Regions from separate parts of the Homo sapiens genome. Here region 2 is linked to region 1. The links are chromatin contacts, found by Hi-C or POLR2A ChIA-PET in ENCODE. All regions are on one chromosome and are shown on one strand. The core of a region is the stretch at or near the end of the contact, and the rest is flanking DNA. Distances in the headings are between cores, read along the strand shown. Region 1 holds the start of DHX16 (DEAH-box helicase 16). Region 2 holds the start of LINC02570 (long intergenic non-protein coding RNA 2570).

Evidence for each region. A loop is a pair of places that touch in the nucleus more often than their neighbours do. ChIA-PET counts read pairs that join two places held with the same protein, here RNA polymerase II (POLR2A). Pooled maps may share reads with other maps.
Region 2: a loop to region 1 is called in a map of breast epithelium, with 8 times the contacts of the local background. The contact joins the promoter of LINC02570 here to the promoter of DHX16 in region 1. A Hi-C loop is called at or near these places in 2 of 168 maps with a recorded cell type or tissue (breast epithelium and naive thymus-derived CD4-positive, alpha-beta T cell) and 3 of 50 pooled maps. POLR2A ChIA-PET finds 5 or more read pairs at or near these places in 5 of 52 experiments (B cell, GM12878, H1 and 1 more).

The regions. Positions count from the first base shown.
Region 1 is chr6:30,671,745-30,676,140 of GRCh38, reverse strand. DHX16 (DEAH-box helicase 16) reads left to right here and starts at 3,135. Exons shown (of 20, transcript NM_003587.5): 1 at 3,135-3,506. The coding sequence starts at 3,300. RefSeq lists a silencer at 1,043-1,182 and an enhancer at 2,824-3,420.
Region 2 is chr6:30,846,461-30,850,885 of GRCh38, reverse strand. LINC02570 (long intergenic non-protein coding RNA 2570) reads left to right here and starts at 2,727. Exons shown (of 3, transcript NR_134610.1): 1 at 2,727-2,918; 2 at 3,737-3,849. RefSeq lists an enhancer at 3,197-3,699.

The DNA of each region.
Region 1 (4,396 bases), core at 1,886-4,385:
GTACCTGTCAACTAGTAGACACGGAATTATTTCTAGAATGAATGACAACAAATGAATGAATAGAAGAAAAGGGTTAAAATATTACAGAGGACACTTTGAGTTGAAGGGTTCTAGTATTCAGAAGCCTGCTGCCATGAAGGCAGCTAGGTAGTGTATGACACAACCCATGTGGCTAATCCAGGGATACTTACTTAAAGAGCTGGGGCTACGAATACTAAATCTGAAATTGCTGCAAAATGAAGTAAGTATGTACAAGAGTCAGTTTCCTGGAAAAGGTTCCCCTCTGATAGACAATGGATTTTATATCGTTAAAGGCCTAAAGGCCGGGCACGGTGGCTCACGCCTGTGATCCCAGCACTTTGGGAGGCCGAGGCAGGCGGATCATAAGGTCAGGAGATTGAGACCATCCTGGCTAACACGGTGAAACCCCGTCTCTACTAAAAATACAAAAAATTAGCGGGGCATAGTGGTGGGCACCTGTAGTCCCAGCTACTCGGGAGGCTGAGGCAGGAGAATGGCATGAACCCGGGAGGTGGAGCTTGCAGTGAGCTGAGATTGCGCCATTACACTCCAGCCTGGGCAGCAGAGTGAGACTCCATCTCAAAAAAAAAAAAAAAGGTTTAAAAACCATCTTGATAGTGCATGGCTTTGGTGCCCATGTAGTTGATATTTGGAATTTTCCCATTTCAAAGAATATCTTATACAAATGTGGAACATCAATATTTTACTCATCAGGAAAATTTGTTTGTTTGTTGTTAGCTCTCCAGGCTAACAAAGATATGGTTGAATAGTTATAGTCCTTCTACCACTACAAGTTGCTCCTCTCAGACTGGTCAGAGGAGGCCCCACACCTTTACTATAAAACAAAATATATGAGACAAATTGAACTTAAGCATACGCCAAAGGTTTTCAATTTACTAGCAAGAGAACAAGCCAGGTGTCAAAAGACTCAGCCAGTTCAGAGAAGGTCTGGGTAGGGAAGGAAACAGAATGATTATATTAGTAGCCTGTTAGGTAAAGGTCTTAAAAAGTTTCCAGTTGTGACCCAGGAAAACAGAGTTAGGAAGCTCCGAGGTGCCAGGGGTGCTCACAGTCCATCTCAGAAACAGAAAACAATGCATTCAAGAGGTCAGGCCAGGTGTGGTGGCTCATGCCTGTAATCCTAACACTTTGGGATGCCAAGGCGGGTGGACTGCCTCATCTGAGGAGTTTGAGACCAGCCTGGGCAACATGATGAAACCCCGTCTCTACTAAAATACAAAAAATTAGCTGGACGTGGTGGCACGCACCTGTAGTCCCGCCTACTCAGGAGGCTGAGGCAGGAGAATTGCTTGAACCCAGGAGGTGGAGGCTGCAGTGAGCCAAGATCACGCCACTGCATTCCAGCCTGGGCGACAGAGTGAGACTCCGAGACTCCCTTTCCAAAAAAAAAAAAAAAAAAGTCAGTGATGTAGATCCACTTGTGGCTATTAATAAGAACAATGTTTCATTTCCTAACAGTAGTGCCTGGTAACTGCAATTAATCACAAAAGTATGATGCAGGATCAAACAAATCAGACAGCAGAGCATCGAGTAACAAATTCAGCTTTTTGTTTTGTTTGTTTTTTTTTTTTGAGCATAGTCTTGGTCTGTTGCCTAGGTTGGAGTGCCTGACCTCGGCTCACTGCAACCTCTGGCTCCTGGGCTCAAGAGATTCTCCTGTCTCAGGCCCAGTGCGGTGGCTCACGCCTGTAATCCCAGCACTTTGGGAGGCCGAGACGGGCGGATCATGAGGTCAGGAGTTTGAGACCAGCCTGACCAACATGGTAAAACCCCATCTGTATTAAAAATACAAAAACTAGCTGGGCGTGATGGCATGTGCTTGTCACACTTGTAATTCCAGCTACTCAGGAGGCTGAGGCAGGAGAATCACTTGAACCTGGGAGGCGGAAGTTGCAGTGAGCCGAGATCGTGCCATTGCACTCCAGTCTGGGCAACAGAGCGAGACTCTGTCTCCAAAAAAAAAAAAAAAAATTCTCCTGTCTCAGTCTCCAGAGTAGCTGGGACTACAGGTGCACACCTCCACACCTGGCTAATTTTTTGTAGAGATGGTGGGGTCTCACCCTGTTGCCCAGGCTGGTCTCAAACCCCTGGTCTCAAGATATCCTCCTGCCTCAGCCTCCCAAAGTGCTGGGATTACAGCAAGAGCCACTGCACCTGGCCTTGCTTACTTTTAAATAAGCAGCCACCAGTGATTTTCTCAAGCTGTTAAGCAAAAATGCAGAACACAGTTTGCCTGTTCCTTAGTTTGGAGATTTTGTCTTTAACAACTTTCCCCAGTTCCCCAGTTTCTTCCTGCCTAGAGGTCTTCCCTTATACCTGACCTGTCTTCACTCCTGCTGCAGGCAAACCAGTCCTAGCAACGGTCACTTTTTTGTTTGTTTGAGACAGAGACTTCCTCTGTTGCTCAGGCTGGAGTGCCGTGGTGGGATCTCGGCTCACTGCAAACTCTGCTTCCCATGTTCAAATGATTCTCCTGCCTCAGCCTCCCGAGTGGCTGGGACTACAGGCGCACACCACCACGCCAGGCTAATTTTTATATTTTTAGTAGAGACAGGGTTTCGCCATCTTGGCCAGGCTGGTCTCGAACTCCTGACCTCAGATAATCCGCCCGCCTTGGCCTCCCAAAGTGCTGGGATTACAGGCATGAGCCACCGCGCCCGGCCAACAATGCTAATATGTTTTATGAGCATGGACCCGATCTTCCAATCTGAAATAGAATTTCATTCCTCCCTTACTTTGTATAGTTTTTGGCTCTATAAAATTTCCATACTTTCTTTATTATGTATCCTGTCCCTCCCCCACCGCAAAATGTAAATTTGGTAAGGAACTTTTGATTTGTCCTCTGCTATATCCCAGGGACGGAAAGCAATGAGCACACATTAGGCATCCATTAAATTAATTTCACTTGTTGAATGAATGCGTGAGCGAAGCACTCACAGACTGACCATCAGGGGGCGTCAGAGAAACTGGACAGAGGCGAAATGAAGAAAAAAGAATTACCCCGAGTTTTCAGGTATGGTTCCGCGAGGTTTGAACTCGCTCGGCCACCGTAGTGCTTAGAGGCCGAAAAAGTACAGCCCCTTCCGGGCTCCGCGGTACGGGAAGACAGCTTTGGGATGTCGGAAGATCCTAGAGGTCCCAAGGTAGCTGACTTGCGAAGCTGAGGCTCCAGCCGAGGGCTCCAGGCCTCTGACCGGCCCAGCAGTGAGCGCGGCTGCCCGACGCTTCAGGGCCGGGAGCAGGGAGCGTGAGTCGCCATGGCGACGCCGGCGGGTCTGGAGCGCTGGGTTCAGGACGAGCTGCACTCGGTGTTGGGGCTGAGCGAGCGGCACGTCGCCCAGTTTCTGATCGGTACCGCACAGCGCTGCACCTCTGCCGAGGAGTTCGTGCAGCGCCTACGAGACACTGATACCTTGGATCTCAGTGGGCCGGCCCGGGACTTCGCCCTGAGACTCTGGAACAAGGTGTCGGCAGGGGTGGGGAGGGGCCCTGTGATTTGTCCCGGTGAGGCTGGCCTAACGGTCCATCGAGAAGTTAAGAAAGCTCAGTTCACAAGCACTTATTCTTTGTCCGTTGTCGCGTAGGTACTGTGCTAGCTGCTGGACGCCCAGCTCAGTGGAGAAGATTGAGGAGGGCTTAGGTGTGTCGGGTTAAGCGCAATAGAACGGTGTTTCTCGAACTCTTAACATGCATCCAAGGTTCTTGTTAAAATGCAGATTGCGATTCAGTAGGGATCTTAGTTTCTGCATTTCTTTCTTTCTTTTTTTTTTTTTTGAGAGACACAGTCTCGCTCGCCCCGTCGCCCAGGCTGGAGTGCGGTCGTAAGATCACGGCTCACTACAGCGTCGACCTCCCTGGTTGAAGCGACCCTCCCACCTCATCTTCCCCGGTAGCTGGGACTACGGGCGCGCGCCACCACCCCCGGCTAATATCTTTTATTTTTATTTTTATTTTTAGAGATGAGGCCTTGGTGTGTTGCGCAGGCTGGTCTCTAACTCCTCAGCTCAAGCAATCCTCTCTCAGCCCCCTCAGAGTGCTGAGATTACAGGCGTGAGCCACCATGCCCGGCCCCCCTCATCTTCTGAACTTCCTTTCAGTCGTTTAATTAACAGAGGGGGCCGGGTGCAGTGGCTCACACCTGTAATCCCAGCACCCCGGGAGGCTGAGGCAGGAGGATTACTTGAGCCCAGGAGTTCGAGACCAGCCTGGGCAACATGGCGAAACCTTCGTCCTACAAAAAAATTAAAAATTAGTTGAGCGTGGTAGTGTGCACCTGTGTTTCTAGCTACTTAGGAGCCTGAGGTGGGAGGATCCCTTGAGCCCAAGAGGGACAGAGTGAAACCCTGTCTGTAAA
Region 2 (4,425 bases), core at 1,478-3,977, 180 kb before region 1:
TTTATTTTTATTTTTGAGACAGTCTTGCTCTGTCACCCAGGCTGGAGTACGGTGGCACAATCTCGGTTCACTGCACCCTCCACCTCCCAGGTTCAAGCAATTCTCCTTCCTCAGCCTTCTAAGTAGCTGGGATTATAGGCGCCAACCGCCATGCATGGCTAATTTTTTTTGTTTGTTTGTTTAGTAGAGATGGGGTTTCACCATATTGACCACCAGGCTGATCTTGAACTCCTGGCCTCAAATGATTCACCTGCCTCGGCCTCTCAAAGTGCTAGGATTACAGGCATGAGCCACTGCACCCAGCCGTATTAGTCCGTTTTCATACTGCTATGAATAAATACCTGACACTGGGTAATTTATAAAGAAAAAGAGGTTTAATGCATTCACAGTTCCACATGGCTGAGGAGGCCCTCAAAATCATGGTGGAAGATGAAGGAGGAGCAAAGGCATGTCTTACATGGCAGCAGGCAAGAGCGTGTGCAGAACTACCTTTATAAAACCATGAGATCTCATGAGACTTATTCACTATCACAAGAAGAATAGCATGGGAAAAACCTGCCCCTCATGATTCAGTTACCTCCCACCAGGTCCCTCTCATGACACGTGGGGATTAAGGGAACTACAATTCAAGATGAGATTTGGGTGGAGACCCAGCTAAACCATATCAGACACCATTCTAATGGAAAACAGCTCAGCTGAAAGAATCCTGCCAAGAACTCATGCTACCTGTCTGTGCAGCAATTCAGAGTCATGAATTCTTGTTAAGCTATGTGATTTTTCTACGAGGATGCCAAGTTTACTTTCTGATTAATGGACCTCTCTTAATCAGAAACAAGCACAATTTACACTCATAATTTTTTGCCAAAATATATAACCTTAAACATCACCTCTCTCCCCTGCTTGTCAGTTCTCATCAATTAATCTGGTCTGAAGAAGAAAAAAAAACTCAGTTAAGGGAAACCAAGTGCACAGAGGATTTCTTGAAGAATATATTTTGCAGATTATGCAATTACAGACATTTGCAGCACTGTGAATTTGGACTGTTTGTTTTAACCCTTCACAGAATCTCTTACAGTGAATTGTGCTTTGGCAGTCGGCTCTCAGCTTGCAGGGACTCAATAAGAATGGGATGTAATGCAAAATAATTTATGGATGATATGGCACAATGTGTAGAATTTGCTTTAAAAGATCTCCAGCTGAAAAAGTGGTAGGAGTAGATTAAGTGAGTATGGTCAACTTTTGACAGTTTTTAAAACTTTGTGATGGATACAGCAAGACTCATTATATACTCACGGCTTCTGTGTATGTTTGAAATTGTCATCATAAGCAGAGTTTTTTAAAAGAGGCATAAGAAGTTCACCATTGTCTTTACTATAGGGATATTGTTAAAGATTTATTTTATTCATTACTTTGCAAACCAGTATACTTTTGACAAGAAATTAAGAATGATCTTAAAACTTAAATAATACTTATCTTAGTCCTGCCTAGTACAAAGTAAGCATGTAATAAGCAACAGTTATTGTTTATTGTGTAATGATCTCATCAGAATTCATTTGTGGGTATTAGTAGCCTGACCTCCTTGGAACTTGGAGGTTTCCTTTGATATTGGACAAAGTACAAAGAAAACAGTATCTTCTGTAAGGTTAGTTGTAAGAGGTTTTCTGGTAGCATACTGAATATAGGAAGAATTTCTGAAAGAACCTTTAAGAACTCTAGTGTCTCAATCCAGAAGGTAAAAATTTAATATGAAGTATTAAAAAAAAATGCACCATGACTAACCAGGAGTACAAAGATAGCTCTATGTTTTAAAATATATTCAAATGTATCATATTCAAATATATTCAAATTTTAAAGATAGTTTTATATTTTAAAATATATTCAAATTTATCATCTCTGTAGGCCAAAGAAAATAAGCCATATTATCACCTTGATTATGATAAATGGTTCAACTGGCTAACATTTGAAAAACAATAATAATTAGAATTATCTCTCTATACTCAAAATCAATTCCATATGAATATAAATGTGGAAATTTTTTAAAGTGCCAAATGAAAACAAGGGATGAGATTAGGGAGGAAGAAAACTACTCTGTGCTTCCTGGCTTCATCTTTGATCCTGTTCCATCCTCAGAGATTGCAGAGTAAGTAAACTGTGACAGCTCTCTCACTTTTGCATCTTGACATATTCCCCAACCTCTCTCATCTACTTGAATGCCGATTCCTTTATTGCATTCTAGGCTTTATTACATCAATTTTTCAATTCCTGCAATAACTAGATTCCATAATAAGAAAAGACTGTACTTGGCTGATTTCTTTCATAATGTACCTATTAATATTTAAGTGTGAATTCCTTAAAGCTCTTGTGATAGGCTTCTCAAGGCATGGCAACATTCCTCACCTCTCTTCTGCTGTATCATATTATATTACTGTGTCTCTGTGATAACAATAAAGAATTTGACTGCCCTTTGTCCCTGGTTCCTAGGAGGGAAACTAAATCCTTGGAATCTCCTGAGTAATATGAGTATCTTTGTTATTCATGAGCCCCTTGGATCACACCTGGGCTTATGCTAAGAGAGAACTCACGATGGGAGGTTGGTCATCAGAAAGATCACATAATAAAAGGATTGGGCCTTAGAGCCAGCCCAACCTCGACGGAGGGTGGGAGGACTAGAGATTGCGTTCAATTCGGTGGCAAATGAGTCAACCAATTGTGCCTATGTAATGAAAACTCTGGACGCCAAAATTTGGTGGAGCTTCCTGGTTGGTGAACACATCCATGTGCCAGGAGGGTGACACAACCTGATTCACAGAGAGAAGACACAGAAGCTCTGCATGGAAGACCCGCCCAGACCCCGCCCTACGTGTGTCTTCATTAGTCTGGTCCTCCTGATTTGTATCCTTTGTAACAAGCCTGTAATCGTAAGTATAACATTCTCCTGAGTTTGGTGAGTTGTTCTAGCAAATTATCAAACCCGAGGGGGTTGTGGGTACCCCCCAGATTAGTAGCCAGTTGGTCAGAGGAGCGAGTAGCCTGGGGACCTCCACACTTGTGGCTGGCGGCGGAAGTGAGGGCAATCTCATTGGGGCTGAAACCTGTAGTTAGTGTTGTGCTGCACTATTCCAGTCCCTTATCCACCTACATTCCTCATTTCCTTGTCGGGGCCTTGCTGTGATGTCTCCATTTGGGTGATTTCATAAAGGTTAGAGATGAGGGAGGGCAGATTTACCTGGAGAACAAATTCCTAGGCCTTTTGATACTTTTTTTTTTTTTGAGACAAGGTCTCGCTCTGTTACCCAGGCTGAAGTGCAGTGGTGCAATCCAGGCTCACTGCAACCTTGCCTCCCAACCCCCACCCCCACACTCTGGGCTCAAGCGATCCTTCCACATTAGCCTCCAGGGTAATTGGGACCACACGTGCGCACCAGCACGCCCAGTTTTGTTTTTGGTTTTTTTTTTTTTTTTTTTTGTATTTTCAGTAGTGAAAGGGTTGCCCAGGCTGGTCTCAAACTCCTGAGCTCAAGCAATCTGCCCCCCTCAGCCTCCCCAAAGTGCTAGTATTACAGGCATGAGCCATCGCGCCCAGCCAATATACATTCTTAACAATTTTTTACTTACCAATTCTCTGTTCTGGCTTTGTATCTCTGATTTTACTAGATTATCCCTGTTTTGGCAAACACTAACAATATTTATATAAGTTTAGCCTATATGCCTTAAAGACGTTTTCTCCTACTTCCAGAACTTTCTCAGTTGTGTGTGTGAGTACGCCTGGCTTTTCATCAAAGAGCTTTGCCGTCTTGATGCTTCCTTTTCTGTGAACACAGCAATAAATAGATTCTGCAGAACAAATGAGTGAGTAACTTTTTTTTTTTTTTTTTTTTTGAGACAGAGTCTCGCTCTGTCACCCAGGCTGGAGTGCAGTGGAGCTATCTTGGCTCACTGCAGCCTCTGCCTCCTGAGTTTAAGTAACTATTGTACAATAGTGATCACTGCCACAAAGTCAAGTATACATTGTTTATAATCTCTGAATTGAAGTACAAATTTTACTTTCTCTTTTTTTTTTTCCTTTGGAGATGGAGTCTCCCTCTGTCACCCAGGCTAGAGTGCAGTGGCAGGATCTCAACTCACTGCAACCTCCGCCTCCTGGGTTCAAGTGATTCTCCTGCCTCAGCCTCCCGAGTATCTGGGATTACAGGCACGTGCTACCATGCCCGGCTAATTTTTTGTATTTTTAGTGGAGACGGGGTTTCACCATGTTGGGCAGGCTTGTCTCGAACTCCTGATCTCAGGTGATCCTCCTGCCTTGACCTCCCAAAGTGCTGGGATTACAGGCATGAGCCACCACACCTGGCCTTTTTTTTTTTTTTTTTTAATAGAAATGGGCTTCCCCACCTACCCCCACCTGGCATGGTGGCTCATGCCTGTAAT